2 separate regions of the Homo sapiens genome follow, and region 2 is linked to region 1. A link is a loop called in an ENCODE intact Hi-C map of the cell type or tissue named here. Cell type or tissue: A673. All regions are shown on one strand. Links, peaks and the distances in the headings refer to the core of each region. The heading gives the core; the rest is flanking DNA.

The links. Peaks named below come from ENCODE experiments on the same cell type or tissue, not always from the same donor. Only the 100,000 strongest peaks of a DNase experiment are listed, where the experiment ranks them.
Region 2: a loop joins it to region 1, with 4 times the contacts of the local background. A loop is called at or near these places in 1 of 110 quality-filtered maps.

Annotation. Positions count from the first base shown.
Region 1 is chr21:29,717,520-29,721,519 of GRCh38, reverse strand. All of the region lies in intron 1 of GRIK1 (glutamate ionotropic receptor kainate type subunit 1), which reads left to right. Among named protein-coding and RNA genes, the nearest start is that of GRIK1-AS1, 29 kb to the left of the region's middle. In A673, for the core only: no CTCF peak of the experiment used is centred there; a DNase peak (open chromatin) is centred at 1,779.
Region 2 is chr21:29,206,698-29,211,469 of GRCh38, reverse strand. All of the region lies in intron 1 of LINC00189 (long intergenic non-protein coding RNA 189), which reads right to left. Among named protein-coding and RNA genes, the nearest start is that of LINC00189, 16 kb to the right of the region's middle. In A673, for the core only: no CTCF peak of the experiment used is centred there; DNase peaks (open chromatin) are centred at 1,099, 2,609, 2,949 and 3,229; H3K4me3 peaks cover 1,583 bases; H3K27ac peaks cover 3,637 bases.

The DNA of each region.
Region 1 (4,000 bases), core at 1-4,000:
TTTTGCCCATTGTCGATTCAGCTTCCTAAGGCCCTTTTCATGAAAGGAGGATTTACAGATCTCCCCGCTATAGCCCTGCACCACTGTGGGTGTAACCTGCTGTGAACTTTTAAGAGAAAGCGGCTGGTCTCTCACTGCGATCTTTCTCTGCCCTTTTCATCCACAATGTTCCCCAAAGCTTTGACTTTTATCATGTGGTTATCTAATAAATGTCTGTAAAGTTATGTAGAAAAGGGAAAACCTTCCATCTATCCTCGGAGGGTTCAATAACTGAGTCTATGAAACAAACTGACAACAAGCACATCAACAGGAAAAAAGATATGCAAATTTTTACATGCTCAAGGACACCATAGGAAAGAAAAGTGAGTGCTCAATAACACTGTGAGCTCAAGCAGCTTATACACCTTCTTCATAGGGGAGAGGGGAGGGGGATGTAAGCAACTTAGGGGGAGAGTAAATGATTTTGGGGAAAGAGGAATGAGCCCTCGGAAGAATAGGTGATAGCCTGAGACAAAGTCTGTCTGGGAGTGGGGTCAACTTCCAGTCTCCTCTCCGGTGATAGGAGTTTAATCTTACCTGGTTAATGAGATTCTCAGGGAGAGGATTCTAGAATATTGCATTCCTTTTGGAGTATCTATCAAAGGAGGCTCTTTGTGGTGACATTTCCTGAACTCTTTCAGTTTTATCTGCTTGTGTAAAATAAAGGTGCATAGCTTCATAATAAGGATGGAAACCTTGTAATGTTAACGGAGTGTGAATTGTAACAACATTTCTGGGGTGCGTGTGTGTACGCTTAGGAAGCACTCAGTAATCTCTCATGGAGGTGATCGAAGCTGAGTAAGAGTGTTCCAGCAGGCGAAGTAGAAGAGGTGACTGCTGTAAACCGAAGCTCCATGAGCCGGCCAGCTATTCCAGATGCTGCTTGGGAGTTTCAGCCCTTTCTCAGTTGGATGAGCTCCATATGCCATTGAGATGTATACATACACACATATACACACACGCAGCATACACACACACACACACATATACACACACATGCAACTGGTTGCTCTATCACTTAACTTCAAACGAACAAGCTAAATCTAGTGCCTGGTAGAGAGGGGCTATACCCCAAGGACATATTAGCTGGCACAGGCACTTAGAGGTAGCAAGATTTTTCTGAATCAGAGATAGGCTGATAGGCTACATCTGGTACTAACTTGTAAATAAGAAAATGTGTTCATAGATGCAAACAGCATAGAATAAAGTAAGTCATATTTTATAAAGACAGTGGAACAATAAAATAAAATAATAATCTGAGAAATATGTGCACACAGTTTTAAAAAACACGATGGTCTAACAATAGTGATTCATGTGACTCAGGGATTGTGGAGCCATGGCAAGGGCTTTATTTATTATCTGGATAAATAATGTTCTTCTTTTATCATGTAAAAGCATGATCAGAAGAAATCTAATTAGAAATTAGAACGTTCAAATTTTAATGAAGTCTTGAGCAGCTTGGATCCTTTTCCTACTTAAAAGTATTTTTAAAATGAAAGAAAGGAAAATTCAGAAATGACTTTATTGTGATTAGCTTTTAACCTGTATTTCTGAAATATGCTATAGTCTGTGAAATGTATTATGTAAGTGAATCAAGATAAATAGTCTTTTTCCTTTAATAAAGGGGAGAGGGCCAAATTGCATAGGAGCCTTGAAACATGAATTATGCCAACTGGTCCTTTGGGAAATATCTCTCAATTAGAAAGCTTAATTCAAACTGATCCCCTTGGGAAACAGTGAGTCTCATTGCTTAATATGCATAATGGGATTTTTATATTGTACAGAAGCTGTTGTCAAAGAGGATAGAGACATGCTGCAGAGCTTTTAAAGCTGAGATGCCTGGCAGGGGATGATGACCATGCTGGCTGGAGAAAAAAAAAATCATCTCTGTGAGCCCATGTTTCTTTCTTCTTTCTTTGAAGCTTAGTTGAATATTTGAAACCTATATGTTTTAAATTCTTCTCAAGGAATTTAGCCCTAATTTTACAGAGTTATATTTTTTACAAAGAAATGTAGAAACTGATGAAGATAAAGGAACAAGCTCTGCTCTGTAAGGCTGAAAAGTTACTTTATTGATGGAAAATCCCAGAAGTTTTAGGATCTTGCCTTATCAATTGCTTTTACAATTGACTCAGAGAATGATTCCTCAAGTCTTGGGTGGGTGATAGCTGAAGATAGAAAAATTTGTAAAGTATACTATCACTAAGGAAAAAAATTTCATCTAGATAAAAGTATTTTTTCTAGATAAAAATACCAGATAAAAATACTAGATAAATATTTTTTCTAGATAAAATTATATATAAAGTAGTACATATATATAAAAAAGCTTTTATCTAGATAACTTTCAATGGCAAAACTGCAATTACTTTTGCACCAATCATATATATATATATATATATGTATATACACACACACACCTTTCTACTGTAACTACTGGCTCAAGGACATGAATTCTGTGCATTTCTGTATCTCCAAAGTCAAATCTATTTTGACCAGAACAGAAGTTGAAGCAAAGTGCAAATGCAATAGAAATGTCACTATGATTTTTGCACATTGTAACTTTTAAAGAAACAGTTTCACAACTTCTCCCTTCAGAACACTAAAGGGTGTCTTTGAGCAGTAAGAGCTGAGCTAAGGAGTGCAAAGGCACTGAGCACTAGAATGCCCCATAACAGAGGGTTTCTGATTATGCACATCAGCTCTTCTTTTCTCAAAGCAAACTCTGACAAGTCACCCACTTTGGCTCTATGTCTTGGCGGTAAACATGTGATCATGCTTTGCCATTGTCAAGGGCTCCTGTGCACCTGCCGCTTTCCAAGCTCTGACCTATGAATAATAAATGTATTGCTTAAGCAAATATTTCTTGCAATATGCAAGGCCTATGACATCTCTTTGAATCACTGTTGAAACCAGGAAATGAAGCTGAGACCCTGATTCATCCTGTCTCTCACCATCCCATTATTAACAATGTCATAAAGCAACAGCAAATCTGGTTCATACCTTTTGATACATTCTCATGATGTATTTTCCAAGGAAACCAGGTTTGTGAGTTTGTGTTTTAGACGCATATGAGTGTTTATGAGGCTTCTAGTTACTCCATTTTTTTTGGTAAGTGGATAAATAATAAATGAAAACAAGTGTTTTGTAACCATACTGACTCAATTCCAATCCAGACTCTTACATTTGCCAACTATGTGACAGAAGGAAAGCTGCTTAACATCTCAGAGCCTCAGTTTGCTCTTCTAAAAAATTAGGCTTATAGTATCTGTATTAGTCCATTATCATGCTGCTATGAAGAAATAACCAAGACTGAGTAATTTATAAAAAAGAGATTTAATTGACTTATAGTTTAGCATGGCTCAGGAGGCCTCAGGAAACTTACAATTATGGTGGAAGGGGCAGCAAACACATCCTTCTTCACATGGTGGCAGGAAGGAGAAGTACCAAGCAAAGGGGGAAATGTCCCTTATAAAACCATCAGATCTTGTGAGAACTCACTCACTAACATGATAACAGCATAGGGTAACCACCCCCATGATTCAATTATCTCCCACTGGGCCCCTCCCACAATACAAGGTAATTATGGGAACTAAAATTCGAGATGAGATTTGAGTGGGGACACAGCCAAACCATGTCATTCAGCCCTTTGCCCCTCCCAAATCTCATGTTCTCACATTTCAAAACATGATCATGCCTTTCCAACAGTCCCCCAAAGTCTTAGCTCATTCTGGCATTAACCCAAAAGTCCAAGTCCAAAGTCTTATCTGAAACAAGGCAAGTCCCTTCCAACTATGAGCCTGTGAAATCAAAAGCAAGTTAGTTGTTTCCTAGGTACAATTGGGGGTGTAGACATTGGGTAAATATACCAAATGAAAGAAATTGGCCAAAACAAAGGGGCCACAGGCCCCAAGCAAGTCCAAACTCCAATAAGGCAGTCATTAAACCTAAAAGTTCCAAAATG
Region 2 (4,772 bases), core at 355-4,354, 510 kb after region 1:
ATTTCATTTAACATAATATCCTCAAGTTCATCCATGTTGTAGCATATTTCAGAATTTCTTTCCTTTTTAAGGCTGAGTAATATTCCTTGTATGTATTTACCACATTTTGCCTGTCTAGCCATCAATCAATAGATAATTGTGTTGCTTCTACATATTAGCTATTGTGAATATAATGCTGCTATAATCATGGGTGCACCACTTTCATTTCTTTGGGTATATACTCAGAAGCATAATTACTGGATCATATGGTAATTCTATTTTTTAATTTTTCGAGGATCCACCACCATACCATTTTCCACAACAGTGTACCATTTTGCATTCCTACCAATAGTGTACAAGCGTTCCAATTTCTCTACATCCTCACCAACACTTGTGATTTTCTGTGTTGTTTTAAATAGTAGCCATCCCAATGAGTGTCAAGCGGGATCTCCTTTTAGTTTTGATTTGTATCTCTCCAGTGACTGTTAATGTTGAACATCTTTTCACATGCTTATTGATCATTTATACACCTTCTTTGAAGAAATGCCTATTCAAGTTCTTTGCCCATTTGAATCAGGTCATTTGTTGTTGTTCAGTTTTAGGAGTTCTCTATATATTCTGGATACTAATCAACCCCTTCTGTGAGTTGCAAATGTTTTCTCCCATTCTGTGGGTTGTCTTTTTAGCCAGCTGATATTTTCTTTGATGTCCAATTTTAAAATTTTTCATGAAGCCCAATTTGTTTATTTCTTCTTTTATGGCCTTTGCCTTTGGTATAACAGCCACCAAAAGATTGTTTTCAAATCCAATGTTGTGAAGCTTTTGCCCTGTGTTTTTTCTAAGATTTATATAATTTTAGGTTTTACAAATGGATCTTTGATATACCTTGAGTTAATTTTTATATATGATGTTAGGTAAAGATCCAACTTCATTATTTTACATGTGAATATTGTTTTCCCATGGGCTGGACTTTTTAATACCTGAAAATGGGATCTTTAAGACAAATTTATCCATAGACAGGAAAGAGAAATCTGAGAGGGGGTTTGAAAGAACAAGGCTGACTTCTACTTGGCCTCCTATGTCCAGCCCATTCAAAGAATTGGTTCTATAACCAAAGCACAATTATCAGGTAATGAAACTGGTTTCCTGTGTGGTATATAAACCAACCCTGAAGGAAATACTCCAAGAAAAAAACAGTTTTAAGAAACTCCATTAGCAAGACATTTAAAAATAAAGAAAGAGCTCAAAGGGAGCATTTTGGAGGCTATCACATGTACTAGTTCATTATCTAAAGGCTTTGCCAGTGGTATGATGACAGGTGGGCAGTGTGTGCCTCAAAAAAATGGGTCACCTTATTTAGACTAATCTCAGATTTTAAACATCAGAAAAGGACAAAATATTTAATCTTTATCACAAAATAAATCAAAGGGCTCAGTAAAGTCATTTAAAAAGAACATAAATCACAATAGAAGAAAACAGAAGATCCAGACATATGGCACCAGCAATGATTTTACCTCCTTCCCTGTGTTCATAATTTCCTCCACCTTTTTTCTATATACAAGCCTGCCTCACAGACCACATGTGTGAGGATATTTTGGACTTTATATCAAGCATTTCTATGACTCATATAACATCATCTAATGGACCACTTATGTCATTATTTCCAAGAAAATAATCTTTAAGGAATGGCACTAAAAATTTGTTCTCATCTAAGGTATTAAAGGTTTTTTTCTATATACATAAACTAGAAAATAGTATTAAGACATAAAAATAATGCTTTAAATTATATGTTAACACCATAAAGAAAATATTCCTAGGGTTGCATTATCCAACCCTGTAGCCACTGGCCACATGCAGCTATTTAAACTTAAATTTTAATTAATTAAAGTTTTAAAAAATTAAATATTCATTTAGTAATGGCCACCACATTGGACAGCATATACACAGAAAATGTTTATCATTATAGAAAGTTTTTTTTTTTTTTTTTTTAGAGACAGAGTCTCACTCTGTTGCCCAGGCTGGAGTGCAGTTTCATAATCTCAGCTCACTGCAATCTCTACCTCCCAAGTTCAACTGATTCCCCTGCTTCAGCCTCCCAAATAGTTAGAAATACAGGGATGCACCACCAACCCCAGCTAATTTTTGTATTTTTAGTAGAGATGGGGTTTCCCATGTTGGCCAGGCTGGTCTTGAACTCCTGACCTCAGGTGATCCACCCACCTTGGCCTCCCAAAGTGCTGGGATTACAAGCATGAGCCACCACACCTGGCCTATTACAGAAAGTTGTTTTGGACAACACTGTTCTAGAGTTTCAGAGCCAATCACTTTGGAAAATTTAAAAAACTAGTGTTTTCTGTGCATGACTAGGTTCTTAATATCTTAATGCTCAAGCAATTTGAGCTTTTGTAAAGTAAGAAGATACGTGATGTCACAGGCTTGTAAAGGCAGAATATTATTCCTCAATTTAGAGACAGGCTGAGTTCCCTTGATACTTTATTTTTAAATTGCTGTATTAAGGCCAAGAGACAGGCAAAAATTCAAAGTTGCAAAACTTCTTCCTAGAAGCCTGAATGCCCTTCAGATTGCTTGCAAACCATGAAAATTCAGCACTGAGGGATTTAAAATGTTGAGTAGTGATCTCATGCACTTAGCTTTTTCACAGAAGTTTTCATGGTTTCTCGAATAAACACATAATGCACTTCTTTGTGTCACATTTTTTCCCATATTTGTCATTTTCACTTCCCTTTTACATGATTCATCTTTTAATGTATTAAGGTTACATTATTTACTGGCATGCATGGATATTTGTGAGAGTACTGAAGAAGGGAAAACTTACGGGAACTTTTTTTAAATTCTGTTATCTAGAAACTCATTCTTTACTTGGAACAAGGAAAATTAGGAGTTTTGAATCGTTGACATTTTACTATTCAGCTTCCTTTCCCCACCAAAGAACAAGCTGAATAAATCTTTGTCAGAATTTAAATTTGTCTTTAACTGCTTCCTCCGGAAACATGCAGAGTATTAGATCATCAAAAATTACATTCATTTGTCTAATGAAAGCATGTCCAAATCTCAGAAGCTTTATCTAATGTCTAACCAGAATATGTGATTTCATCTGCCTACAGTGGAAAAATCTATATGTAGCCTAAAAATTCTCATTATGATATTCTTAAAACTTTATCATAGGGAGACTGGAAGGAGCAAGTACAGTCTCTTTACAAGCAATGTGGCTACCAATCCCCAGCAACACCTCAACCCCATCCTGGAGCAGTGGCGCCGTTAAGGAAGCGTCTTTGCTAGAGAAATCTATACATGGGCTTTTTGGTGCTTATGGTAGCTCTCACTATATGGTTCTGACAGTCTGACTTCTGAAACTATTGTGTGTCTACAGCCATACCACTCTGCACGTGCCCGATCTCATCCGAAATTAAACTATTATGATAATGAATGTTATTTTTTGTATAGGCAGAACTTAGATTTTTAACTCTTAGCAACCTTTATTAAATGGAAAGGGATTGTTAACACACCCAGCCCCGTACCTTGTCCCTTCCTATAACTAAAGAAAGACCTAGAGAGACTGACTTTGGAAAACTAATTGACAGTTGCTATGTTTTGAATGTCCCCACAAAAACTCATGTTGACATTTAATTGCCATTGTAAGGGTATTGGAAGGTGGAACCTTTATTTAAGAAGTTAACACTATAAAGAAAATATAAGGGCTCTGCCCTCGTGAATGGATTAATGCCAGTATATTGGAAGTAGGTTAATTATCACAAGAGTGGGCTTCTGATAAAAACCTAAGTTCGGCCCCTATTTCTGTCTCTGTCTCATGGGCTCAATCCCACCTTCCACCCTTTCACCATGGGATGCCACTCACCAGATGCCAGTGCCATTTGGACTTCCTAACCTCCAGAACCATGATCTAAATAAACCTTTCTTTATAAATCATCCATTCTGTTATAGCAGCAGAAAACAGATGAAAACAAGTGTTGAACAATTTACGGAATTTTTAAAATTTTGTAAAGTTTACTGTGGTCTTCTGAGAAATTTCCTAGGTCCAGGCATACTATTGGCATTCAAAAAAACCACATATAATATTAGAATTCAGGGAGGGAAAAGAGGAACAAAATTTTGATGGAAGTGAATGGTAAAGATTATGAATTTCCAGGAAGAGAAGTATTGCAAAGAATTCCAGATGGGGCAGGCACCGAAATGAGGTAGAAGAAATGAACCTAAGATATGTCAGGAAGAGGAAGAGTACAAAAGGCTGTAATCAACGCTTTTCAGACTTTAACATGCCTAGGAATCACATTTTGCTACAATGCAGCCTTAGATGAAATAAATCTGGATTAGGGCCTGAGACTCTGCATTTCTAGCAGGCACTCAGGTGATTCCAATGCTCTGCTTTCATAGGCCACATTTTGAGTAACAAAGCTGCAGTCAACTCAGTTACCATAATCACGAATAACTCACATTTATATTGATCCTTTGTTGCACAGGACGGTCTCTCACATAATTTACCTCTTTCGATCATTAGATGAATAAAACAGGATTCTGTGAATATCCAGTCTTATTTTATCTCTGTTATGGAAACACAGGGAGGCTCTGAGGACTCAGCATTGCACCACACTCCTGGATTTTTAAGAAACTCTCCTTTTAACAAGTTCTAACGATCATCTCAAATATTCTACACATCCTTTCCCAAACTGGATGTGATTAGATATGCCAGTGGTAAAAATGTTTCATGCTCAAATAAGTTTGAAAACGTGAGTTACACACAGTTAGATGTTTCT